Regions from separate parts of the Homo sapiens genome. Here region 1 is linked to region 2. A link is a loop called in an ENCODE intact Hi-C map of the cell type or tissue named here. Cell type or tissue: dorsolateral prefrontal cortex. All regions are shown on one strand. Links, peaks and the distances in the headings refer to the core of each region. The heading gives the core; the rest is flanking DNA. Region 1 overlaps LPGAT1 (lysophosphatidylglycerol acyltransferase 1). Region 2 has its middle 60 kb from the start of NEK2-DT.

Region 1 (12,512 bases), core at 2,851-10,850, 54 kb after region 2:
AAATGCTAAAAACCATCATACCTAATTCTTTAGCATCTCCTCCTGCTGGACTTCCATTTTTCTGTTGTGCTACAAGTGCATTCAAAATAATTTTTGTTGCCCCAGACCTTGGCAGAGTAACATTTGTAAGAAATGGCAAGTTATTTTTCTTGGCAAATGCCTGACTTGTTTCTCGCCTCTTCCTGAGGAAGCCCCCTTCTGGAAACAAAACAATCCATTTTCGATCTCTGCTCCTGTAATTATTTTCTAAGTGCTTCTTGAGAAGCAGCAGCTGTTGGTCACGATAAGATCTTCCCTAGAAGGTACACACACACGTAATAAGTACAGGTATATCCAAAATTAAAATGCCATAAAATTAAACAGAAATTACAGCTTCTAAATTAAAATCCAATCACAGAATAGAATAGTGATTCCCCCACCCCACCCCAACTTACTGCCCTTTTTGACCACAGGGGTAAAAAGAGAGAAGTTATTAGCATTTATATAAATAAACCTTTCTTTCTGAAGGAAAAGGAAATTGTTCTGATTGCCCTTGAAAGTGCAGTCATTCATCAATTCAGTCACTACTTACTGAGTGCCTGCTATGTGCCACGCATTGTCCTAGGCACTAGACATAGAGGAGGAAATAAAGAGACTTTCATGGAGCTTACATTCTAGTTTGGGAAGATGGTAAATGTGGAGTGCAAATTCAACTAGTAATATGTGTTAGGAAGAAAACAGTAAAAGGATAGAAAGGGTCAAGAGGGTCAGAGAAAGCTGCTATGAGGAGGTGACATTTGAGCAGAACTGATAATGTGAGGGAATAAGTCATGTGAAGATGCAAGCCATAATATTCCAGGTGACAAAACAAAAAGGACAAAGGTCATTTGGTGGGAACGAGTATGGCATGTTCAAAGAACAGCACCAAGGCCAGTGTGGCTGAAGTGTGATAAACAAGGAAGTCAGGGGTAGGAAATGAAGCTGCAGAGGGAGGTGGAGACCAAATGAGAAAAGCCTTATGCATGGTAAGTAGTTTTGGAGAGGACATCTTTGGATAGTTTTGAACAAGGAAGTGTTATAATCTTATTTCTGTTTAAAAAAATCTGACCAGCCTGGGCAACATGGTGAAACCCCGTCTATACAAAAAATACAAAAATTAGCTGGGTGCGATGGCACATTTAGTGGTCCCAGCTACTCAGGAGGCTGAGGCAGGAGGATCACTTGTGCCCACAAGTTCGAGGATGCAGTGAGCCCTGATGGTACTACTGTACTCCAGCCTGGGTGATAGAGTGAGACCCTGTCTCAAAAAAAAAAAAAAAAAGAAAAAAGAAAGAAAATCTGCTGGTTCCTGTGACCAAAAGACCACAGGAGATAAGTTAGAAGACTTGCAGTATTCCACACAAGGGAATTTGATGAGATTCAATTATATTGTATTGATAACAAGTAGTTACATTTAGGAAAAATGTGAAAGTAAAGCTAAAAAAGACATTCTAATGGACTGTATCTTAGTTGAGAGGGAAAGAGAGAAAAGAAGATGACCTGAAGTCTAAAAAGAAGAATCCAGAAAAATTTGTAGGAAGGCCCAAAGCTTACAACTAAATATCACAAAGGTTCTTTCTTTTTTTTTTTTTTTTTGAGACAGAGTCTCGCTCTGTTGCCCAGGCTGGAGTGCAGTGGTGCGATCTCGGGTCACTGCAAGCTCTGCCTCCCGGGTTCACGCCATTCTCCTGCCTCAGCCTCCCGAGTAGCTGGGACTACAGGCGCCTGCCACCACACCCGGCTAATTTTTTTTGTTTTTAGTAGAGATGGGATTTCACCGTGTTAGCCAGGATGGTCTCGATCTCCTGACCTTGTGATCTGCCCCCCTTGGCCTCCCAAAGTGCTGGGATTACAGGCGTGAGCCACTGCGCCCAGCCGGTTCTTTCTTTCAGTGTGATCAGTTTGCCAACATTTTCCAGCCAACAAAATTACAGAAACTCCTCAAAATAATTAGTATGCTTTCAGTCTTTAGATCAAATGTATCCCAAATGCAAAACATGTAAGACATTTTGTTAGTCAGTTTGCTGAAGTGAACTGATTATGATTAAGATAGCTATTAAGTTCTCAAGATTATACGTAAAATATTTTTACTATTCTTGGAAAAGCTTGTCAAAATGGTCTAGTAGCAAAGTCTCAAGAGAATTTTTCTTTTAAACATTAATGCTTTTTCCCTTCCTTCCCCTCATGTTATAGATTTTTATTACTAATCTATCGGGGAAAAACACGTTGCTCTTTAGAAATAAATTTGTAAACTTTCCAGAAACTTCGAAATATAATCTTTATGTATGCAAAACTTCACATAGTAATCACAAGAAAATATTTTGGAGTACCTAATTTTCAACTTTTATCTAAAAGTACACCGATAATCTAGTATAATTTAGCCTCTTTTTTTTTTTTTTGAGATGGAATCTTGCTGTGTCACCCAGGCTGGAGTGCAGTGACGCAATCTCGGCCCACTGCAACCTCTGCCTCCCAGGTTCAAGCGATTCTCCTGCCTCAGCCTCCCAAGTAGCTGGGACTACAGGTTCATGCTACCATGCCCAGCCAATTTTTGTATCTTTAGTAGAAACAGGCCTTCACCATGTTGGCCAGGCTGGCCTCGAACTCCTGGCCTCAAGCAATCTGTCCACCTCGGCCTCCCAAAGTGCTGGGATTACAGGCATGAGCCACCGAGCCCAGCCCCTCTTCTTGATGCCTGATGATCATCATTAGAATCAACTGTTACACTACACTGTAAATTCAATTATTTCCTAAAGCTGGAAATGAGGTAAGGTGCTCAGCTAGCTTTTCGGATCCCTGAGACTGCTAAGCTTTCTAATTGTTGGTTCCGCTGCCTTCTCTGAGCTATTACACTAGGATCTTTGTTAAGTTGTCCTGATCAGTTTATTTTGTCTTGACCTTGTGTCCACTCCCCATTGCCACTTCTTGTGGTTCCAGGGTATGCTTATATTTGTTTCTCTGCTCAGAAGAACAAAGGATGTTTCCAAAATGAAATGATATAATGTCCAGTACATAAAACTGTCTGGAGTAAAGTACATGTGTTTTGTGACACTTATTTTCACAGAACTTAGAAGTTTCTCTACTCAATTCCAGCTTATTTCTGAATTTGTGGTTCTTGGAAAAGGCTTAATTAGATTCACCAATTATTCATTAAGTAATAATTATGTGCAAAGCACGGCACAATCCAGGTTGTTAAATATGTAAACACCAAATAACTGTGGTATTGTCATGCATAAAAGCTCGTACATACCATATTTCAGTTATCCATTCTGGTGAAAATAAAGCATATAATACTAGTAACAAGTCAAGAAAATAATGTAGTGCTGATAAGAGGCTATCATTCTTCTTCCTACACTAAACTATTCCTAATGCTTGGGACTTCCCAATTCACCTTCCTCCATCAAATCCATACCTATTCTTTAAAACTTGTGCCAAATATCATCTTCTCTGAAGTTTTTCTGGATTCACATAAAACTGATATACTTATTTTTCCTACTATGAATTCCCAAAACATCTCCCATTATTATTATTACATTAACTTATTTATTAATTTATTTAATAATCTGCCTACTAGTAATTTAGATATCTACTATATTATACAACAGTGCCTTGTAAATAAAAGTAATAGTGATACAATAGTAGTAATCAAGATAAAAATGATGATGAAGGTAGTAGGCACTGTTCTGAGTGCTTTATAGCTATTACTTCATTTAATCCCCACAACAACCATTGTGGGGGATACTACATATTATTCAAGTTTGGAAAACAAGAAACTTGAGGATTTAAATAATTTGCCCAATTCACATAGCTAAGAAACTGAATAGTGGGGAATGTTTACTAAACTAAAAATGTACCTTCTAAATGGGAGAAGAGTAGAGATTAGAATATTTGCATTTTAAGTATTTTAATACTTATCCATACTCAAATTTAGATTGAAATAAATGGTTAGGGAACAAAGATTCCGAGAAAGAGCTCCCTGAGCCTGGCACAGTGGCCAGTGGCTCACACTTGTAATCCCAGCACTCTGGGAGGCCAGGCGGGTGGATCACTTGTGGTCAGGAGTTTGAGACCCTAACCAACACAGTGAAACCCCATCTCTACTAAAAATACAAAAATTAGCTGGGCGTAGTGGCATGCCTATAGTCCCAGCTACTCCAAAGGCTGAGGCATGAGAATCACTTGAACCCAGGAAGTGGAGGTTACAGTGAGCCGAGATGGTGCCAATGCACGCTAGCCTGGGCGACAGAGCGAGACTCTGTCTCTCAAAAAAAAAAAAAAAAAAAAGCTCCCTAAGACTGGTTAGAAGCAGCCCTACCTATTATAATTGGTTTTGTTATACCTCTTTTTATAATCAAGAATCAATTTGACCAGGCTATCACTGCGGGGAAAAAGTGCTCATTACTTACCTGTCTTATAAAGAAGTCTCCATGAACTAGAGAAACAATTCCAAAGTTTGTGTACTTAAAAATATGATCCATCAACCACATCATCTGAGCAACAACCTAAAATATTTAAAAGCAAGAAATAATATTGGATAGAAGAAACCTGACTATAGTTGAGCTGAGTCTCCAAGCTTTAAATATAATCATCCAAGCATACTTTTAATTAACCAAAATATCTTAAGTCTAACTCTATTTCTACAAACAAAGCACAGTTACTAATAGTGTCTACATGAAAAATTACAGGTCTTGATTCCAAGTCTTCGAATCCTAAGTCACAGGTACATATATCACTATATAAAAAATGAAACTCAATTAACTTCTTAAATTTGGACTTAATGATTTCAAATTTGTTCTACCCCAAAGTCTCTGATAATTCTTATATAACTTACAAAATTATTTTGAAACAATATAATAAAATGGTTAAGTTATCAAACAAGACTATATATTTAATGAACATTCACTGTGGCTTTATAAAATCTGAGTGTAGCTTCATGGCAAAGTATAAAAATGTAGTGTCCCAAATAAAACATTTAAAAATTAATAGAATGATTTACATATTCTATTATGAAGAATATTTATTAGTTTATGTAAAATCATGGTCTTTGCCAGGATAAAAATATTTGTAGTGCCTCAGTCCTTAAACAGAAAAATATTATCCACTGCTGATAAGAGTTAATACCAATATTGAGGGCAGAAGACTTTCTTTCACGCAAATTTAAAAATTAAAACTACAGGCCAGGCACAGTGGCTCACGCCTGTAATCCCAGCACTTTAGGAGGCAGAGGCAGGTGGATCACTTGAGGTCAGGAGTTTAAGACCAGCCTGGCCAAAATGGTGAAACCCCATCTCTACTAAAATACAAAAATTAGCCAGGCGTGGTGGTGCGTGCCTGTAATCCCAGCTACTCGGGAGGTTGAGGCAGGAGAATTGCTTGAACCCGGGAGGCACAGGTTGCAGTGAGCCAAGATCGAGCCGCTGCACTCCAGCCTGGGTGACAGAGAGAGACTCTTTATTAAAAAAAAAAAAAAAATTAAAAGTACAAACGGGATCTAATTAATGAATCGGTTAATTGTTCTTTCCTGCTGAGGAAATAGCATTCCTTGTTATAAGCCTTAACTAAAGTGAAAGCTACAACCTCAGTCAAGAATGCAATAAGCTCTACTTTGGTTTCCCAGGGGAACAGTAGATGTAAACATCATCTCTAAGAACCAACTGATGTGAACCTACACATATGGAAAAAACTAAAACACTGATATCCATGTGCTGCTTTTATAAAAGCATTATAAAAGCCCACAGATGATATAATATTACAGCTTCTGCCTTAGTTTTCCAGCTACACAACTCCTACTCCATCAGCTTTACAATATTAAATCTTTTTTTAAAAATGAAGATATATGCCTAGTAAAGAAAGAACTGATTCCTCAATCAATTAATATAGAGTAAGATAATCACCAGCATCCCATCTTGTTTTGCTTTGCAATGATGATTACAGTACTATGTTTAAATAAGCTGAGATTTGGACTAAATGAAATTTGTTGAACAGTGTCCCCAAAACAAACAAAAAGCAGTGGATTCAACCTATAAAGCATTTTAGCTTTAGATACATTAAGAAGTGTAGTTGTAATTTATTGACTTCTGGGTTTTAAATGCCAAATAACTAGCTTTTATATTTAACCTTTCATTCATGGTGGATTTATCTCTTCAGTTAGAAGGGTCACTTAAAACATAAATTCAGTAAAGATACCCAAACTATTTCCTGAGATTTGTAAGGACAGCTCTGTTCCAACTTATTTTAGGGGAAATGTTATAAGTCAATAAATGTTTATAAAACATTTAATAAAGTTCTTTTGACAGAAATAAAAATTCTTAGTTTTATCATAAATTGTCATAAAAGGCCAAGACAATTCACAGACACTTATTATAAGGGTACCAGGCTGGGCACGATGGCTCACGCCTATAATCCCAGCACTTTGGGAGGCTGAGGTGGGCGGATCACGAGGTCAAGAGATCGAGACCATCCTGGTCAACCTCGTCTCTACTAAAAATACAAAAATTAGCCGGGTGTGGTGGCGGACACCTGTAGTCCCAGCTACTCAGGAGAACTGAGGCAGGAGAACTGCCTGAACCCAGGAGGCGGAGGTTGCAGTGAGCTGAAATGGCACCACTGCACTCCAGCCTGGCGACAAAGCAAGACTCTGTCTCAAAAAAAAAAAAAAAGTACCAACACTTTCAGAAAACACAATTAATCCTTTGTTTCATATTCTTCAAAAGAAGGATGAGTAAACATAAGCTGCCTAAATCAACTCTGTCAATGTTTGATAGGTCTGTCCCTCAGAACTTTTCCATTATTTCTAAGAGACAAAATCAATCTATATCAATTATTCTTTATCTGGATGCACAGATTTTCTACGTATCAAAACATCGTCTAGAGACTTAAATGACTGCACTCTTTCTGTCCTTTTGAAATTATAATAAGGTCAATGGTTTTCCATTGGGTGAGTATGGAAACTGCAGGATAATTTTGGTCCTTGTGACAACAAGGACTAAGGAGTGCTACTAGCATTTAGTGTGTGGCAGTTGGGTACACAAAACGTCTGGCAATGCCCAGGACAGTTCTCAGCAACACTGTTGTCCTATTAAAATGCCAACAGTACTCCCACTGAGAAACTAATGGGGGCTTCAAGAAGTCCCCTGAATTCAAAAAGCTATGTTATAATTATATTACCATCAAAGCAATATTTTTCAACTGGCCCACAATATAGCCTTCCTTATTTGAAGGTATCCATAAAGTATAAAATAAATCAAGTAAACATTCCTACTAGTGAATACAAATTATATTGCTCTGTAATTATTAGGCAGCAGGGAAAGATTATAATGCTTCCACCCTTATATTCTGTTACTCCTTTATGAAAGAAAATAAAATATTCTTCTAGATTTCAAAGTATTCAATATTATCAGAGCATTATTTAGTATTAACTAATCTCAAAATAAAAAAAAATTACTTGGGATAGAAAAATGAACCTAGCCTAACTAACTTAAATATTTTTATAAAGGCAAACAAGCCAACCAAACTTTCTTTTGTCCACATGACTGGGGAATTTTAAATTACCTAATATTCTAGTTAATACAGTTATCATCTATGCCAAACTGGTGTTAGAATACAGTTAGACATATTTATATTGACCATTTTAATCACGAGTTTCAAAAAACACTTAAGGACATTGTAGGCCCTCAGGATAATCACTATAAATGTAATGATCCTATCTGTAAGAGTTACAATGTTAACTAATTGGAGATTCTCTTTTATAGAAAGCCAAATCAACTAGTTTTGCAAAATTTTAACGTCATGAACTTAGAGGACAGGCAATAAATATTATTATAAATGCAAATATATCTACATGGTGATACTCTTAACAATTCAAGATCCTGAATCTAAGAAAGGATTTAATTTTTCCACATTCCAGTGAGATTATCCCTCTGCTTTTCAGATAGACAAGAAAAACAGATTCTGCAATAATAAAACATATTTTTATTTAATCTCCTCTCATTTTCTGACCCTACCCTAACCTAGTGAATCAAAATCTCTGGAACCTAAACACACCAGGGCTTATTCTCACTTTGATGTTTTTGCCAAGATTGTTTCATTAAGAAAGAAGTCCTTGCTTTACCAGTCTACCTAAATTCTACTCATCCTTCAAGGCCAAGTTTATGTCCTCTCCCCTTCATAAAGTTTTCTATGTCCATGAGGTACACAGTGCACTTACCCTCCACTGAAGCCATCTCACTTGTCAATTAAGTATTGTTTATGGCTCATGCCTGTAATCCCAGTACTATGGGAGGCCAAGAGTGGGTGGATCACCTGAGGCCAGGAGTTTGAGACCAGCAGCCTGGCCAACATGGCGAAACCCCGTCTCTACTAAAAATACAAAAATTAGCCAGGCATGGTACCCGTGCCCATAGTCCCAGCTGCTTGGGAGGCTGAGGCACAAGAATTGCTTGAACCCAGGAGGCAGAGGTTGCAGCAAGCCAAGATTGTGCCACTGCACTCCAGCCTGGGCAACAGTGCAAGACTCCATCTCAAAAAAAAAAAAAAAAAAACAAACAAACAAAAAAAAAAAACAAAAAAAAACATTGTTTGTGATACCCTTCTTCTACCTGCCACTAGGCTGTCAGCACCTTGATAAGATGAATTGTATCTTACAGGATGGTGTTTACACTTCCTATAGTCACTGATCATAACTACTAAGCCCTTAATGAACTTCCATTAGGTCACACATTAACTCCATTAATTTATACACCTTATTTAGTTTTCTATGAACATAACCTCTTTAACTTCTAAGGTGATAATTCTCCTAAGGCTAAAGACTGAATTTATTTTTTAAATCCACTCAGTTTATAAATATTTATTCTATCATAAGCAATATTCCCCCAATCTTTTGTTTTAGAGATGGGGTCTTGCTGTGCTGCCCAGGCTGGAGTGCAGTGGCTCTTCACAGGCATGATCCCACTACTGATCAGCACAGGAGTTTTGGCCTGCTCCATTTCCACCCTGGGCTGGTTCACCCTTCTTGTGTGACCTAGTTGTTCACTGCTCCCAGGAGGTCACCATATTTATGCTCAACTTAGTGCAGACTGCCTATCAGCATAGAGAACTACAGCCCAAACTCCTGGGCTCAAGCGATCCTCCTGCCTCAGCCTCCCGAGTAGCTGGAACTACAAGTGGCACCACTGTGCCAGGCTAAAGCTGCTTTTTGTGTTTGTATTTTTCAAACTAGCAATCCACTGCTTCACCTCCAGACAGCCCTCAATTTGAACTATATTAACCTGCTTTCCTCCCAGTTACTATTTTTTAAAACAGTCTTATTGAAATATAATTCACATTGTCCCAGTTTTTTTTTTTTTTTAAGTCTCTACATTCCCACTTCTGGGTGACTTAGAATGATATATTTTTTCTTTTAATATTTTCTAAATTTTTATTTAAAGTATACATATTAAAGTCTATGTCTATATTTCAAAGCACAGTAAGATATTTGAATTGATTCCCTTTTTTTTTTTTTTTTTTTGAGATGGAGTCTTGCTCTGTTGCTAGGCTGGAGTACAGTGGCGTGATCTCGGCTCACTGCAATTTCTGCCTCCCGGGTTCAAGCAATTCTCTTGCCTCAGCCTCCCGAGTAACTGGGACTACAGGTGCACACCACCACGCCCAGCTAATTTCTGTATTTTTAGTAGAGATGGGGTTTCACCCTGTTGTCCTGGATGGCCTCGATCTCTTGACCTCATGATCCACCCACCTCAGCCTCCCAAAGTGCTGGGATTACAGACATGAGCCACCATGCCCGGCCAAATGGATTCCTTTTTAACCTTCCTTTCTGGATGTCTATCTACTGCCTTCAGGGTAGCTTACCAGTCCTTTGTCCTGGAGGCACATCATCAGTGTGCACACATCTCCTGTTGCCTGATGATTCACCAACATCACTGCTTCATCTTTTGAAACTGCTTTAATATCTTCTCCCCATTCCATCACTGTAAGAACAAAAAAGTTTCAAAGCTGTCATTTTAAAGATTTTTATATTATCACAAACCTTATATTAGAAAAAATGATGTATATTAATGATGATATGTCACCTAGCTAAAACATCCGAAAGTTTAGAACTAAGTTTATTTCCTGTGCAAATCAGAATGTTAATATAACTTTTATAGAGCCCCCAAATATACATTAAAATATAAAATTATCATTATTTATTTATTTATTTATTTATTTATTTATTTATTTATTTATATTTGAGACAGAGTCTAGCTCTGTCACCCAGGCTGGAGTGTAGTGGTGCGATCTTGGCTCACTGCAACCTCTACCTCCCGGGTTCAAGCAATTCTCCTGCCTCAGCCTCCCAAGTAGCTGGGATTACAGGTGCACACCACCACGCCCAGCTGATTTTTGTATTTTTAGTAGAGATGGGGTTTCACCATATTGGCCAGGCTGGTCTCAAACTCTTGACCTCAAGTGATCCACCTGCCTTGGCCTCCCAAAGTGCTGAGATTACAGGCGTGAGCCACTGTGCCCAGCTATGGTCATACCTTTGATCTAGAAGTTCTATTTCCTAGAATTTATCCTACAGAAACTTGTTCAAATAAGCAAAGATATATGTATAAAGAATGTTTATCACAACTTAAATGTTCACCAACAAGGGAATGGACAAGAAAATTATGATGTAATAGGAGAGTATAAACCCGTTAAAATAATGGAGGATATCTCTTATTCACTAACCCAAAAAAGATGTATTATCAACTAACAAAGCAAATCACAAAACAGTAAATATAGCATGATCCCATCTTTTTAAAGCAGGAATACCATCCATGTGTTGTTCAATGCACTGAAAAACGTCTAGAAAAATAAATTTCAAACTGTTAATACCGATCATCAATGAGAGGTGGTTCCCAACCCTTCAGATTCTATTTTATAAGAAAACATTCAGACATAATAATGCATACTTTCACCTTAAAATAATAAAACTAATACAAATGCCAAATTATTTGAAGTTATCAGATGAAAAGTCACTGCGCCAAAATCTATACGTACATTCTAAGGGAAACAGTGGTATTTCTATGTAGTTATGCCTCATTTCATTTTATATTTATTTTTAACTTTTTTGAGACAGGATCTTGCTCTGTTACCTTGGCTGGAGTGCAATGGTGCAATCACAATGGCTCACTGCAGCTTCAAGCTCCCTGGGCTCAGTGACCCTCCTACCTCAGCCTCCCAAGTAGCTGGGACTATACAGGTGCATGTCACCAAGTCCAGCTAACTTTTGTATTTTTTTTGTAGACACAGGGTTTTGCCATGTTGCCCAGGCTGATCTCAAACTCCTGGGCTCAAGCAATCCACCGGCTTCAGCCTCTCAAAGTATTGACATTACAGACATGAGCCACTGCACTCGGCCACCTCATTTTACAGTAAATTTATGTCAAGCCTCAGTTTTCAAACATCAGAATTCTGCAAAGAATCTTCTAGCATTTTTTGATATGAATTATCAAAGGCCAATTCTACATTAGTATTCTTTACCCTAACCTTATCTCACTCACTGCTGCAAGGAAAGAATTCAAGCCACCTGTGTGTAAAAGCTCAGGATGAAATAGGGATAGGGAGACCTGTTTAGAAGCCAATTTTGCACTATATTTCAAAATTAATAAATGCACAAACCTTTTTACCTAGGAATTCTACTTCTAGAAATGCATCCTACAGATATACTCATTTATGTGCAAAATGACATGTACACAAGGCTACTCACTGCAGCTTTGATTGTAAAAGCAAAGATGAAAACAACTAGAAAGAGAAGCTAACTCAAATTCATAGAAATGGTGGTTGCCAGGGGCTGGGGGAGGGGGAAATTGTTGTTTAATGAGTACAGTGTTTCAGTTTTACAAGATGGAAAAGTTTTAGATATCGGTTCCACAACAATGTGAATATACTTAACAAGACTGAACTGTACACTTGAAAAATTAAGATGGTGAATTTTATGTTAGCGTATTTTACCACAATTAAAAACATTTTTAAGGGAGACTACCTAAATAAATTATATCTATGCAATGGAATATTATGCAAACATAGCACTTATGTACTAAGATGAAATGATATACTTTAAGTAATAAAAGCAAAGTGTAGAATAGGATGATGGATGCCACTAGTTGTGTTTTTTGTTTGTTTGGTTTTTTTGTTTTTGAGACGGAGTTTCGCTCTTGTTGCCCAGGCTGGAGTGCAATGGCGTGATCTCAGCTCACCGCAACCTCCGACTCCCAGGTTCAAGCGATTCTCCTGCCTCAGCCTCCCAAGTAGCTGGGATTACAGGCATGCGCCACCACGCCCGGCTAATCTTGTATTTTTAGTAGAGACGGGGTTTCTCCATGTTGGTCAGGCTGGTCTTCAACTCCCAACCTCAGGTGATCCGCCCACCTCGGCCTCCCAACGTGCTGAGACTACAGGCCTGAGCCACCGCGCCCAGCCTAGTTATGTTTTTAAAAAGGACAGAGAATATACTAACCAAATGAAAACTCCCC
Region 2 (12,512 bases), core at 3,051-11,050:
CCGCTTCTAAGCAGTTGGTGGCAGGATTCAGTTTCTTACAGGCTGCTGGACCAAGGGCTTCAGTTCCTGGTCGGCTGTTGGCGGAGGCCACCCTCAGTTCCTGGCCATGTGGGCCTCTCTAACATGGCAGCTCACTTCATCAAAGCCAGCAAGAGAGAGAGCCTGCATTACAACCTCTTGTGACCTAATCACAGATGTGATATTTCATCAACTTTGCTATATTCTACTTGTCAGAAGCAAGTTACCAGATTCAACTCACACTCAAGGGAAGGGAATTACACAAGGATATTAGTATTGAGATATGGGGGGTCATTGGGGAAAATTTTAGAAGTTGGTCTTCTACAAGATGAAGCCATTAAAAAAAGAGACTATTTGAATATGTCACCTTTGCTCTTTTATATTGAATGAGAGCTCCATCAATACTTTTTTGTTAACCCCCTGATTAAAACACACTGGTTTACTTAAATACTTTATTCTCAAATATTAAATGGAAAACAAAACATGATTTCTTTATTTTTTATTTTTTTTTTAGATAGGGTCTCTTGCTCTGTCACCCAGGCTGGAGTGCAGTGGCACAACCATAGCTCACTGCAACCCTGACCTACTGGGCTCAAGCAATCCTCCTGCCTCAGCCTCTTGAGTAGCTGGGACTACAGGTGTGTGCCACCATGCTCAGCTTGATTTCTAACATTGCCCGGCTTGATTTCTTTTTTTTACTGATCTCTTCATTACCAACATGAGCTAACATTTATTTTTGCAATGCGATGATAATTCAGACTGCTGTGGTTGCCAGTGACAGAAGACAAATGTGAACCTGTTTAAGCAAAAGAGGGAAAAGGGGAAATACGTTGGCTCAAGTAACCAAGGCATGGGAAGGGCCTTAGGGACAGCTGCAACTAAGATCCCCAGGTCCATCAGGCCTCCCTCTGCAAGCCCTGTGTCTGCTCTTCTCTCTGAAGGCCTTGTCCTCGTGGCCACCAGCAGCTTGATCTCCCAGCTTTGCCATTAGGATGGAACTGAGACTCACACTGTCAGGCCCTGATGTCTAAATTGCCAATTGGCTCTGTTTTCCTCAACTTGAATCACACACCCATCTCTGGACAAGTTGAATGCAGTCAAAGGTGTCAAGGGTTGGGCCCCAGGGAGCCCCTGTGCCAGGAAGAGGGCCCTACTAGAGCATGGTGGCCGCCATGGAGCCACGTGATTGGAAAAGGCCAAAGCTGATCTGCCAGAAGAAGAGAGAGGAGAGCTGGACAGGCAAGATAGCAGCTCTTTCCTGCCCTCAGTGTCTGTCTTCCTTGCACATAACATACATACAAGGTGTATGTACGTGTGTAAAACTTGGGTGAGGGCTGGGCACTGTGGTTCACACCTATAGTCCCAGCTACTTGGGAGGCTGAGGCAGGAGGATCACTGGAGCCCAGGAGGTTGAGGCTGCAGTAGGCTATGATAGTGCCACTGTACTCCAGCCTGGGCGACAGAGAGAGACTCCATCTCACAAAACAAACAAACAACAACAACAACAAAAAACAAAAAACTTGGGTGGGGAAACAGTCCTGGAAGAGGAATTTAAATCTGGGATCTATTCCCACCAACTAACTATATAACCATAGGCCAGTTAACTTCTCTTCTCTAGACCCTGGCTTTCCAACTTATATAAAGGCAATAATAGTACTTGTCTTTCTTGCTCCAGTGGGCCACTGCAAAGATAGAGTGGGTTGAATAGTGTCCCCCTAAAATTCATGTTTACACCTCAAAGTGTGACCTTATTTGGAAATAGGTTACTTGCAGATAAAATTAATTTCGGATCCTAAGAGGGAATCATCCTTGTTTTAGGGTGGGCCCTGAATCCAATGACTGGTGTCCTTAGAAGAAAAGGAGAGAGCACAGAAAGACTCAGAGAAAGGGGTGATGTGCAGATGGAGGCAGAGATTGGAGTGATGTGTGACAAGCTGGGGAAAGCCAAGGATTGCTGGCAGGCACCAGAAGCCAGGAGAGGCCTGGATGGTTTCTCCTCGACAGCCCTCAGAAGGGTCCAACCTTGCTGACACCTTGATTTTGGACTTCAGGTCTCCTGACCTGTGAAAGAAAAAGAGTGTTGTCTGAAGCCACCAGGTTTGTGGTAATTCATCACAGCAGCCCTAGGAGAGAGATTAATACCTAAGATAGAATGAAAAGTGTGAAAAATGCAGTGTCATGGGATCAAGGATGTTATTACAGCAAGCACAGTGATTACATAGGCTCTATGAAACTCACAGTTACTGTGCCTGATTCAGAGCACAGATCTGTGCCTATCTGTTGCCACACCTTAATCCAGTCAGCAGCCATCTTTCATTTGTGCAGGAGTGACCTGCAGCTTGGAAGTCAATGTTCAATGAGAGGCAGATGTGAAATGGCCTCAGTACCAGCTCAAGATTCTGTTTACTGAGTGTTTGCTACATGCCAGCCATTGTTCTAGGCACCCCATGAGCACACTGTGTGCTTGGTGCTCTTCTGCAGACAGGGGAAAAGGCACAACAATTAGTACATGGTTGAACTAAGATTTGAATCCAAGTGGTCAGGCTCCAGAACTTGTGCACTGACCGCCTCGCTATGCTGCTTCAAGGCAGAGGAATCATCCCTTCCTGATTCATTGGGCACAATACAGCTACCGCCAGAGCCCTGGGCTGCCAGCTGGTCCTTCCTCCTCCCTCTGTCTCTTTCCCCATTACCTAAGGGGAGAACAGGCTCTGAACTCCCACGTTCTCTAACCCAAGTCCTGCTCAGGCCAACCCCTGCCTTTCTTCCTCTCACTGGATGTCTAGCCCAGTAGCAAAATATCTTTTACATAGGGAAATTAGCTGGTTAGAAATACGAGCCAGCTATAATCCAGCTCAGGTGCTTAATGTCAGGTGGGACAGAATGAGGGCCTGGAGGAGCTCTGGATGGGCCCCAGGCTGGGTGGTAGATCCTGTTACTCACGGGGAGGCTGGGTTCCTGCAGCATCTGCAGAGCAGGGCTGCAGGGGGTGCCTTCTCAGTTTCTAAGCCCTGAGATTCCACATTTCTCAGATCCCCTTTTACAACTCTCACAACCAGAAACATCAGCTGCCTCTCAGCCTATACTCCCACCTCTGTGGACCCTGTCTGCACACCCAGCCTCTCTTGCCACAACCCAGTTCTGTCTGAATCCTGCAGAGGTTCCCAAGTGCCCACCAACCTTCAGGGACCTCATCCAGTTTAATTGCTTCTCAATTTCTCTCTCCAATTCTGACACACCCCTGAGCTTGATTCATGTATTCATGAATACATGTCCTTAGATATTTAGCAAGTGTGTGAAACCTAACATGGTCATAATTGTCCTGCCCTAGTCATCCCCATCTCAGCAAATGGCAACACAATCCATCCAGCTGTTTCAGCTCAAAACCCCGGAGTCATCTTAATTCCTCTCTTTCACTTTCTACATTTAATTCATCAGCAAATCAAGCTTAACTCTTCCTCCAGAATAGACCTGAATCTGTCTCCAGTGCCACAACCTTGATGGAGGCTATGCCGTCTCAAGCCTGGATAGTGCAGTCACCTCCCAACGGGACCCCCACTTCCAGTCTGGTCACTTTGGCTCATTCCCCACACAGCAGCCGGGTATCTGTGAACACCATAGATCAGTTTCGTTGTTCCACTGAAAACTTTCCAGTGACTTTCATGGAACTAAGAATCAAAGCCACAGTCCTCATGTGGCCCTCAGGGGCCTTCTCTCTGCCTCCTCTTTTATTTTTATTTTTTAAATTCTTTTGAGATGGAGTCTCACTCTGTTGCCCAGGCTGGAGTGCAGTGGCGCCATCTCGGCTCACTGCAACCTCTGCCTCCCAGGTTCAGGCGATCCTCCTGCCTCAGCCTCCTAAGTAGCTGGGATTACAGACATGCACCATCACGCCCAGCTAATTTTTGTGTACATATATATATATATTTTTGTTTGTTGGTTTCTTTTAGTAGAGATGGGGTTTCACCGTGTTGGCCAGGCTGGTCTCAAACTCCTGGCCTCAGGTGATCTGCCCGCCTTGGCCTCCCAAAGTGCTGGGATTACAGGCATGAGCCACTGTGCCCGACTCTCTGCCTCCTCTTGTGTGATGCTTTCCTCTTCCAGTTGCTCCACCGTCCAGCTGGGCTCTCAATCTGCCCCAGCCATGCCCACCATAGCTTTCCCACCCCAGGGCTGGTGCCCCTGCTGTCCCCATCCCCTGGAATTCTCTGCAAAGGTCCTCACGTGGCTGCCTGCTTCTTGTCATTGGGTCTTAGCTCAATTGTCACCTCCCCAAAGAGCCTCCTGGATCACCAGCCCCCTTCCAATCATACTCTAATCTATCCCCACTTGATCTTCTTTATTGCACTTATAAATAAAATTACTGTCCTTCCTCATTATTTGGGGTAGCTATGCTTTATAAAGTCACCATGAACACTGAGCTAGTGAGTACTGAACTATCGGGTAAATGGAGGTTAGGTTTTTGCAAGCCACTGGCAACAACATTTCCATCCATCAAGCAATATATAACCTTGTTTTATGTGTGTTTCTGCTTAAAGACACCTTAGTTAATACAGTTGACCCTTGAACAATGAGGGAGTTAGGGGTACTAACCCCCACTGTGCATGTCAAAATCCATGTAGAATTTTTGACTCCCCAAAACTTAAATTACTAATAGCCCACTGTTAGTTGGAAGCCTTACTGATAACATAAACAGTTGATTAACACTCGTTTTATATATGTATTATATATACTGTATTCTTATTACAGTAAAGTAAGCTAGAGGAAAGAAAATGTTATTAAGAAAATCATAAGGAAGAGAAAACATATTTACTATTCATTAAGTAGAAGTGATCATCATAAAACGCTTCATCCTTGTCTTCACCTTGAGTAAGCTGAGGAGGAGGAAGAAGAGGGGTTGGTCTTGCTGCCTCAGTGGTGGCAGAGGTGGAAGAGGTGGAGGTGTTGGAAGGGGCGGCAGGAGAGGCAGGCACACTTGGTGTAACTTTTATTGAAAAAAGTTTGCATATAAATGGACCTATGCTGTTTAAACTCGTGTTGCTCAAGAGTCAACTGTGTATACTGCTGATTCATTTGTAGTGAACTCACGGCCAACAGCACTAACTCACACCTGAACGAAGCTTATCTAACATACGTATTTTCTCTGTCGGGCCTGTCACTGCTTCCTTGCACTCAGAAACACGAGACAGCACTTCAGCACTAAGCTTGGGGGCCTTTTTAAATAGTGAACTCACCAAATAAAAACACAACAATGCAAAAAAACTGCAGCATCAAACAGACCGTGAAAAGGATGATTGTTTATGATATGAGAGCAGAAACAAGAAGGTCTCGAGCAACTCAAAATTACTGCTTCTCTGCACTTCCGCGAATGACTCCGAAAGTCTGTGAGTATTGATTTTGGTGTTTCAAGTAAGTTTCATTGAGTGGGCAAATTTGCAAATATGGAATCTGTGAAGAAGGAGAGTCAACCGTATTTTATTCAGTTGTTTTCCATCTCTCCTGAGTAGAATACACGCTCCAGGAGACCTTGTCTGTTTTGCTCCCTACCGTATGCCCAGCACCTGGCACAGTGCCTAGCATGCAGTAAGTACTCAGTACATATTGACTGAAAGGAAGTGGAGAAGGAAGAATAAAATAATAAAGTCCAGGCTCCTTTTCACTCCCGATGATTGGTGATGCCTGTGCAGGAAGCTCCTGCTCCCAGAGAGACCAGAGGGCCACTGCCCACCTTGTCCCTTCACACAATTATATACCATTTCAAACCACCACCATGGTTCTTTGGCTCCTTCCAGGCAACCTACGTCTTCCTTCCTTTCTTTGTCTCTCTACTGCCCATCTATACGAGCCTGCATGTGCCAGGGAGTCAGTGGCCCCATGCTTGGGAAAGACTGCCCGCCCTTGCTTTACGCTTTCTCAGCTTTCCCTCCTTCCCTCTAGGTGCTTCTTGCGTGGTGCAGGAACAAACGTGCCACCTCCTTCATCTGGCCAGCTCCCCAATCCCGGGCTGTCTGGTCCCCTGCTGTCTGGCTCCTCCCTTCAGGTTCCTGCCAGTCCTCCCAAGACTTCTTGACATTTTCTTCTTCCTTTCCTGGGACTCAAATTCCACTCCATCCCCTCCCCTTTTCTTTGTTCTGACCCATAATAACCTTAATACAACCACCACCACCATAATGGTAAGGACTAATGTACTCCTGCCTAGGAAGAGGGTGAGTATTTATTTTGTGCACTAACTCTCAGATGTTCCAGAAAATGTTTCCAGATCTTGTCTCTGCCTCCCGGTCCACATTAGGCCTGATGAAAGGATGTGTGCTGTGGAATCAAGGTAGAAAGCTTTTCCCCCCAGTCATTACCCCCCGCATCTCTGCAGCGCTTGACCATCTAGCACGCCCCTGTGTAGAACCATTCGCATCTAGCGTGACCCTCCTGGGAACCCGGGAGGCAGACAGGGCAGGCATAATAACCTCCTTTGTCAGATGAGTCACGAGATGAGTCACAAGAGGCGACAGAAAATCAAGGAGTTTGCCCAAGGCCACGGAGCTCCGAAGAGCTGGATCTGCGCATTCCTGGCTCTGAACCAGGATCAAGTGCCCCTGCAGGCCTGAGACAACCCACAATCGGCCTGTTTGAGTGTCCAGTTTAGACTCCAGACCAATGGGAGTTTGCCAAGATAATAAGTTCCACATAACAAAGCCCACTGTGTGTGCCACGGGAGAGCGTAGGAGAAGGCACAACAGCAGCAAACGGTGGTTATTAAATGTTATGTTTACATAAAACTCCATTGGTTAGAAAATTCCATTCTCAGGTGCGATTTCATTTGATCTCATGGCAGCTGATTATTGTCTCAAGATGTGGAAACTGAGGAAATGTGACCCATCTGGCTAGAAAGGAGCTGAGCTGGGGTATTTCCCTAAGATTCCTGTTTCCTATGCCTGGATCCTTCCCCCTCGAAGACTGATTAATAACTATGATCAGCTTGCTTCTCTGCTCGAAGATTCAGGGGTTCTGGCCTGGGTAGTTTGCCAGCCCATTTCTCAGAACAATGTGGGAGGCAACAAGGGCCTAGAAAGTGGTTTCGAGGAAATGTGGCCAAGAAAGAGGGCCTTGGGGATGGAAGAACTTGGCAAGGAGATCTGAGCTGGCCTGCTGGATCCAGAGCAGTGTCAGGCAGGCAGCCAGGTGGAGCCTGGATGCGAGCTGCTGCCCGGGCGACTGAGGATGGAGGCAGCACGAGTCTCCAGCATCCTTCTGCCAGCAGTGAAATGTGCTCTGAACCTTTCCCTGAGCTTTGTGCCTCCCTCTCTAGGCAGCCCCTAGGGATTAACCCCTGCCCCAAAGCCCTTCAGCATCGCCACAGCTAATCTCTGTGATGCCATCTGCACATGTCAACATGTGACTGTAATGGTGGCAGAGCTTGTGTCCCATCTCTAGGCCCCTTTCCAGTCTACCCAGTAGACACATTCTGCAAACACTAGCTGACTGATCCCACCCCTTTGTCCTGCTTTCTTGTGCAACCTGGTTGTGGTTCCATGGTGTGACTGCACAGTGGGTGGGAAAGGGGGCAGCTCAAATAATGGACAACTGCAGTCAGTGAGGAAAGGAAGGGCACGTGAATTCACAGAGCACCACAAATGTTATTTTGTTCACAGACCTTGCAGACCCCACCCCATGCTGCACTGGGAGGCTGGTTCCTCGGGAAGTCTGGTGGCCCCTGTGCAGATGTCTTAGGCGCCCCTGGCCATGTTCCCTTGGCTCAGTGTTCAGCTGCCCTGTGGCAGGTGGCTCCTGCTCCGTGGGACTCACGCTTACCCCAGGCAGCATCTTTCCCACACCTAGGGCCTTTCAGCTTCAGGCCTTGAGGCTTCTCTGGTGCCATGGGAGCCTTTTCCACCCACTGCAGGGGCAGCCCTTAACCACCGGGGGATGGTCGGTGGATGCCTGGTCTCCTGGCCTTCAGGGCACAGTTCTGGGATGCCTTGGCGGGCTGAGCTTCCACACCCTACAGTTTGCTACTCACATCTCCTCCTCTCTAAGAACATCTTGTGCAGTGCCTTGGCAGGAGGGACAACAAGGGGACATGGACCACCCCCAGGGGCCTGGCTCCTTCCCATTCCTCATTTCCTCCTTCGTGGTTCTCATGACAGGGCAGCCTTCATGAGGTGCCTGCGTTTTACTGCTCTTCTGTTGCCGACTTGAAATTCGTAATGCTCTTTGAACAGGGAGTCGCATTTTCATTTTGTACTGGGTCACACAGACAACGTAGCTGGTCCTGCCTGGTAGTTTGCTGCTTGGGGAGAGGCCTCTGTAAGTGATGAGAGCAAAATGAGACCTGTCCTCTGGCCAAGCTGAGCTCATTGTTTCTTCCCTCCTCTGAGCACAACAGAAACCCAGGCACAGTGGGAGCTTTTATCAGGGTCCCTGTGACAACGGCGCATGGAAGTTGGGGGCTGGGGGGAGACAGGCCTTAGGGGCCAGGGGGAGACAGGCCTTAGGGGCCAGCTGGTCCATCCCCCAACCAGAGTGGGTTTTCCCACCCAGCACCCTGGCACAGGCTCACCCAGCCTCTTTGTGAATTCTTCTAGTGACAAGAAAGGGCCTTTTTTTATTTTATTTTATTTTTTTATCGTGGACTCGAATTGTCATTGCCCCTCACTCTGGTGAAGTGTTACAAGGTTCTCCAAACCCTTCCATGAGGATTATCTCACTGGATTCTCACCACCCTCTCCTTGTGCAGCAGACATTTTCTAAAGAGTGGAAATTAAGGAAATTCCGGTAATTTTCAGATTAGCAGCCCTTGCACCTCCCACTCAGCCTTTTCCCTTCCTTCAACCAGCGATGGAAATCTCACCTAGGAAGCCTTTCAGCCTGTCAAAAAAGAAAAAATGCCTCCTAATTCCTTGTACTAAATTATTCCCTCCCCGCTCCACCCTGGGCTGTAGGTAATGTAATGTCTTTTTTCAGATGTCCTTCACTTTGAATAACAGTCAGAAAATGGCATGAGGTAGGCAGCCTTTTCATAGGCTTGTTAAATGTATTAGACCCCGGTGGAAAGATGGGAGAATAAAGGAGGATCACAGAGCCTCCCTCTCCTAGTGATGACGGTAGAGCACACACCTTTTAAAGTGCCAGTCAAGGAAAGAAACAGAGGCTTCTAAAAGGCTGTGGCTTTTACGCCACCCCCACCTGGAGGAAATACGCCCACCAAGAACATCCTGAGCACTTCACCAATACCTGTCAGTTAGGAAAGCGACTGCCAGAGGGGATGGGCAGGGACGGTACCCAGAGTGGAGGTCCCCACCAGCTTTAGCTTATGTCTTCCAGTGGGCTGCAGGGTTGAGGGGAAAAGCTGGAGCCCATGCCAGGAGCAACCCAGGCAGAGGAAGCCTCACCATGAGGCCCCCCTGGGGTACACTGGCAGACAGACACACACACTGAGCCTTGAGATGTCTGAGGCTGAGGCTGTGGCAGGAGCCCCTGGAAGGAGACACATGTGTCCACTCCCACAGGCCCAGTGCTCCTCCTGCTAATGCAGCTTACAGCAAACCCTCAGATCTTTACTTTCACTTGCTTCTTGTCTGTGGTTTGCAGATTCCTAGTACCTATGCTCTGCCCACCCATGCCTGCCCCTCCTCTCCTCCCACTCTCCCCTAACAGTAAATACCTTTCAAATGAGAAACCCTCTGAGCACCCCTGCTTGCTGGCACCCTCTGTGCTAGAATCTCCTGCTGCAGTCAGACAGGTACCTGGGCGGGGGGTGAAGGGGAGCTGGAGCTGGGCTGGTGAGGTAACCCTGCTGTCCTTCCTCTCCAAGGCCTAATAAAGAGGAAGACAGAGTCTGAGGCAATGCTTCCTGTGACACCAGGTTTCTGCATCCCTCAGACATCGCTCCAATGACAATTTCAATTATTATTCCTGATCGGACATGGCACAGATTCTGAAGGCTGGCTTTCAGTAATCAGCTGTTCCATTTCTCTGCCTCCAAGAAGAAATGCTTTATTAATTCCACATTCATTAACTCATTCATTCCCTTGCTTTTTCTAGCCATCCTTTGGGAAAACAAGGACGGGTCTTCTTTATAATAAGCTAGCCCAGAACCACTCTGAATATCGTAATGCCTGAGCAGCCATCTCCATATCCATGAGTTGCTGTTTATGCCAAGCTTCCCACCAGATGATGGTTTGAAGTATTTCCAAATCTTCTCTAAGAGAACTGTTCCATAACCTCATCATGGCCCTGAAGCCTCTCTCTCTTGGAATTCCCAATTTCTGGTGTTACTCTGAAGTTCCGTGAATGGTGGGCTGGACAGCTTGTTGGATATTTGTCTGGGGAATCAAAGGCTCTTAGGGCCAGATGGGGCTTTGAAACATCACCTGCTTCTCATCTCCTCACCCCCACCCCCAGCAGGGCAGAGTTTCGAATACACACCTGCTAATCCAGCTTTGCCTCGTTTCTTTGTGCTCTACCATGATAACCTCAATAGCCATAAGCAATATCTTATTCTAATCTGCCCACTTCCTTCTGATACCCACTAAGAACTGAGCACCCAGAACTTACCACTGGAAGGTAAAGTGTCAATTCTCAAGATATAAACTTCTGAGACTTCTGCAACTAGAAAGGAGAAAGGTTTTCAAAATTACTTTCAATTTCCTGAAGCATTAGGACACTTTCAATGTAGTTTTATATTTAGAATCATATGAATTATACAGAGAACCGTGGGCTGGTGGACAGCTTCCAAATACTAGAAATTATATTTCCCTCCATTTTGATAATTAGTTCAAGGTCTTCACCACAAGTGACATCATGTCTCAGAAGCAAAAATAGGTCCCTATTAAGCCTATGTAATGTCTTGTCTAGTAGATCTGATTTCCTCTTTATGCCCCCGTCTCCTCACCTTCCTAATTGGCGCTCCAACCTCAAAGCTTTTTCTCACTGCTGTCTGGAGCCTTAGATATATTAAATATAGTCTGACTGTGTGGGGTTAGGGACTTGGCTATGCTGATTGCATGTGTCTAACTTAAAAACCAAGAGACCTAGGGCATGATAACAGCTCATTGCAGCCTCAATTCTCTCAGGCTCCAGTGATCCTCCTACTTCAGCTTCTCGAGTAGCTGGGACCACAGGTACACACCACCATGCCTGGCTAATTTTTTTTTTTTTTTAAGTAGACACGGGGTTTCACCATGTTGGCCAGGCTGATCTCCTGTCAGCCTGGTGTCAAACTCCTGGGCTCAAGTGATCCTCCTGCCTTGGCCTCCCAAAGTGCTGGGGTTATAGGCATGAGCCACTGCATTGGGTATGCATGGAACACATCACTTGCAGTTTAGGCACATCTCAATATGAGAATAACTTACATCCTCTGTTAAACCCAGTTGGGGTGAGATAAACACAGCCTCCTTACTGCACATTCAGTACAATGTGCCAGTGTCTTATGTGCTTCCTGTATATAATCTCACTTAATACTGAAAAGAAGTCTTGGCCAGGCATGGTGGCTCACGCCTGTAATCCTAGCACTTTGTGAGGCCAAGGTGGGCGGATCATGAGGTCAGGAGTTCAAGACCAGCCTGGCCAACATGGTGAAACCCCGTCTCTAATAAAAATACAAAAATTAGCCAGGTGTGGTGGTGCACACCTGAAGTCCCAGCTACTCAGGAGGCTGAGGCAGGAGAATCACTGAACCGGGACCCGGGAGGCAGAGGTTGCAGTGAGCCGAGATCACGCGGCTGCACTCTGGGCTGCAGAGTGAGACTCCGTCTCAGAAAAAAAAAAAAAAAGAAGTCTTTGAGCGTTTCCCATTTAACACATAAGGAGAGTGAGGTTGAGAGGATAAGAAACTTGCCAAAGGGCCAAGGTCGAATTGAAGTCCCCGGTTCTGCTGCTCCTGGGCTCCTACTTGGACAAGCCCTTAACACTTGATGGCGCCATGACAGAGGGATATTCGGGCACTAGTGGCCATCGTGGCCTAGAATTTATTACCTACTCTAGTTCCACACTAGAATTCAGAAAAGAAAGAAACTATTATGAGATTGAAATCTGTATCCCCTTTGGTCTAACATAAAAATGTTCTTTTTATCTTCTACTATATAGGGCAAAATTTTTAAAATGCACTTCACTTCCACATCCAAAAAAAAAAAATAATTAATTTCAGGGCTTTTTTCATGGTTAATTGTATCTCTGCAGCAGCTGAGAGGAACATTAATAAAAATTATCTTTTGGGGTTTTGGGATTATTAAAATTGAGGATAAGGATGTTATGGAAGCTTTAGCTTCTAGATCCATCGCCCTTTTAACAAATATACTTGTTCCTTTAGATTTCACTCTTATTTACGAAATACATAAATCTGAACCAAAGCAATATGCTGTTTTGGGGAAAATATATGAATGCAAATAAAAGAAAGCTGATTCTAGTCCCCACAATTCTACTAAGTAGCCATTTGATGCTACCAGCAATGCACCAAAATTGTATCAGAGTGAAATCTGCCATCCCAAAACAAGGTGACT

What was found. A loop is a pair of places that touch in the nucleus more often than their neighbours do. Peaks named below come from ENCODE experiments on the same cell type or tissue, not always from the same donor. Only the 100,000 strongest peaks of a DNase experiment are listed, where the experiment ranks them.
Region 1: it touches region 2 in a loop (3-fold over the local background); 3 of 110 quality-filtered maps call a loop at or near these places.

The regions. Positions count from the first base shown.
Region 1 is chr1:211,783,208-211,795,719 of GRCh38, forward strand. LPGAT1 (lysophosphatidylglycerol acyltransferase 1) reads right to left here. Exons shown (of 8, transcript NM_014873.3): 3 at 9,865-9,983; 4 at 4,425-4,520; 5 at 22-295. It also overlaps the pseudogene RN7SL344P. Among named protein-coding and RNA genes, the nearest start is that of LPGAT1, 41 kb to the right of the region's middle. In dorsolateral prefrontal cortex, for the core only: no CTCF peak of the experiment used is centred there; a DNase peak (open chromatin) is centred at 6,597; H3K4me3 peaks cover 823 bases; H3K27ac peaks cover 5,565 bases.
Region 2 is chr1:211,729,389-211,741,900 of GRCh38, forward strand. No RefSeq gene overlaps it. Among named protein-coding and RNA genes, the nearest start is that of NEK2-DT, 60 kb to the left of the region's middle. RefSeq lists an enhancer at 5,939-6,438. In dorsolateral prefrontal cortex, for the core only: no CTCF peak of the experiment used is centred there; DNase peaks (open chromatin) are centred at 6,563, 7,193, 8,513, 9,512 and 1 weaker place; H3K27ac peaks cover 8,000 bases.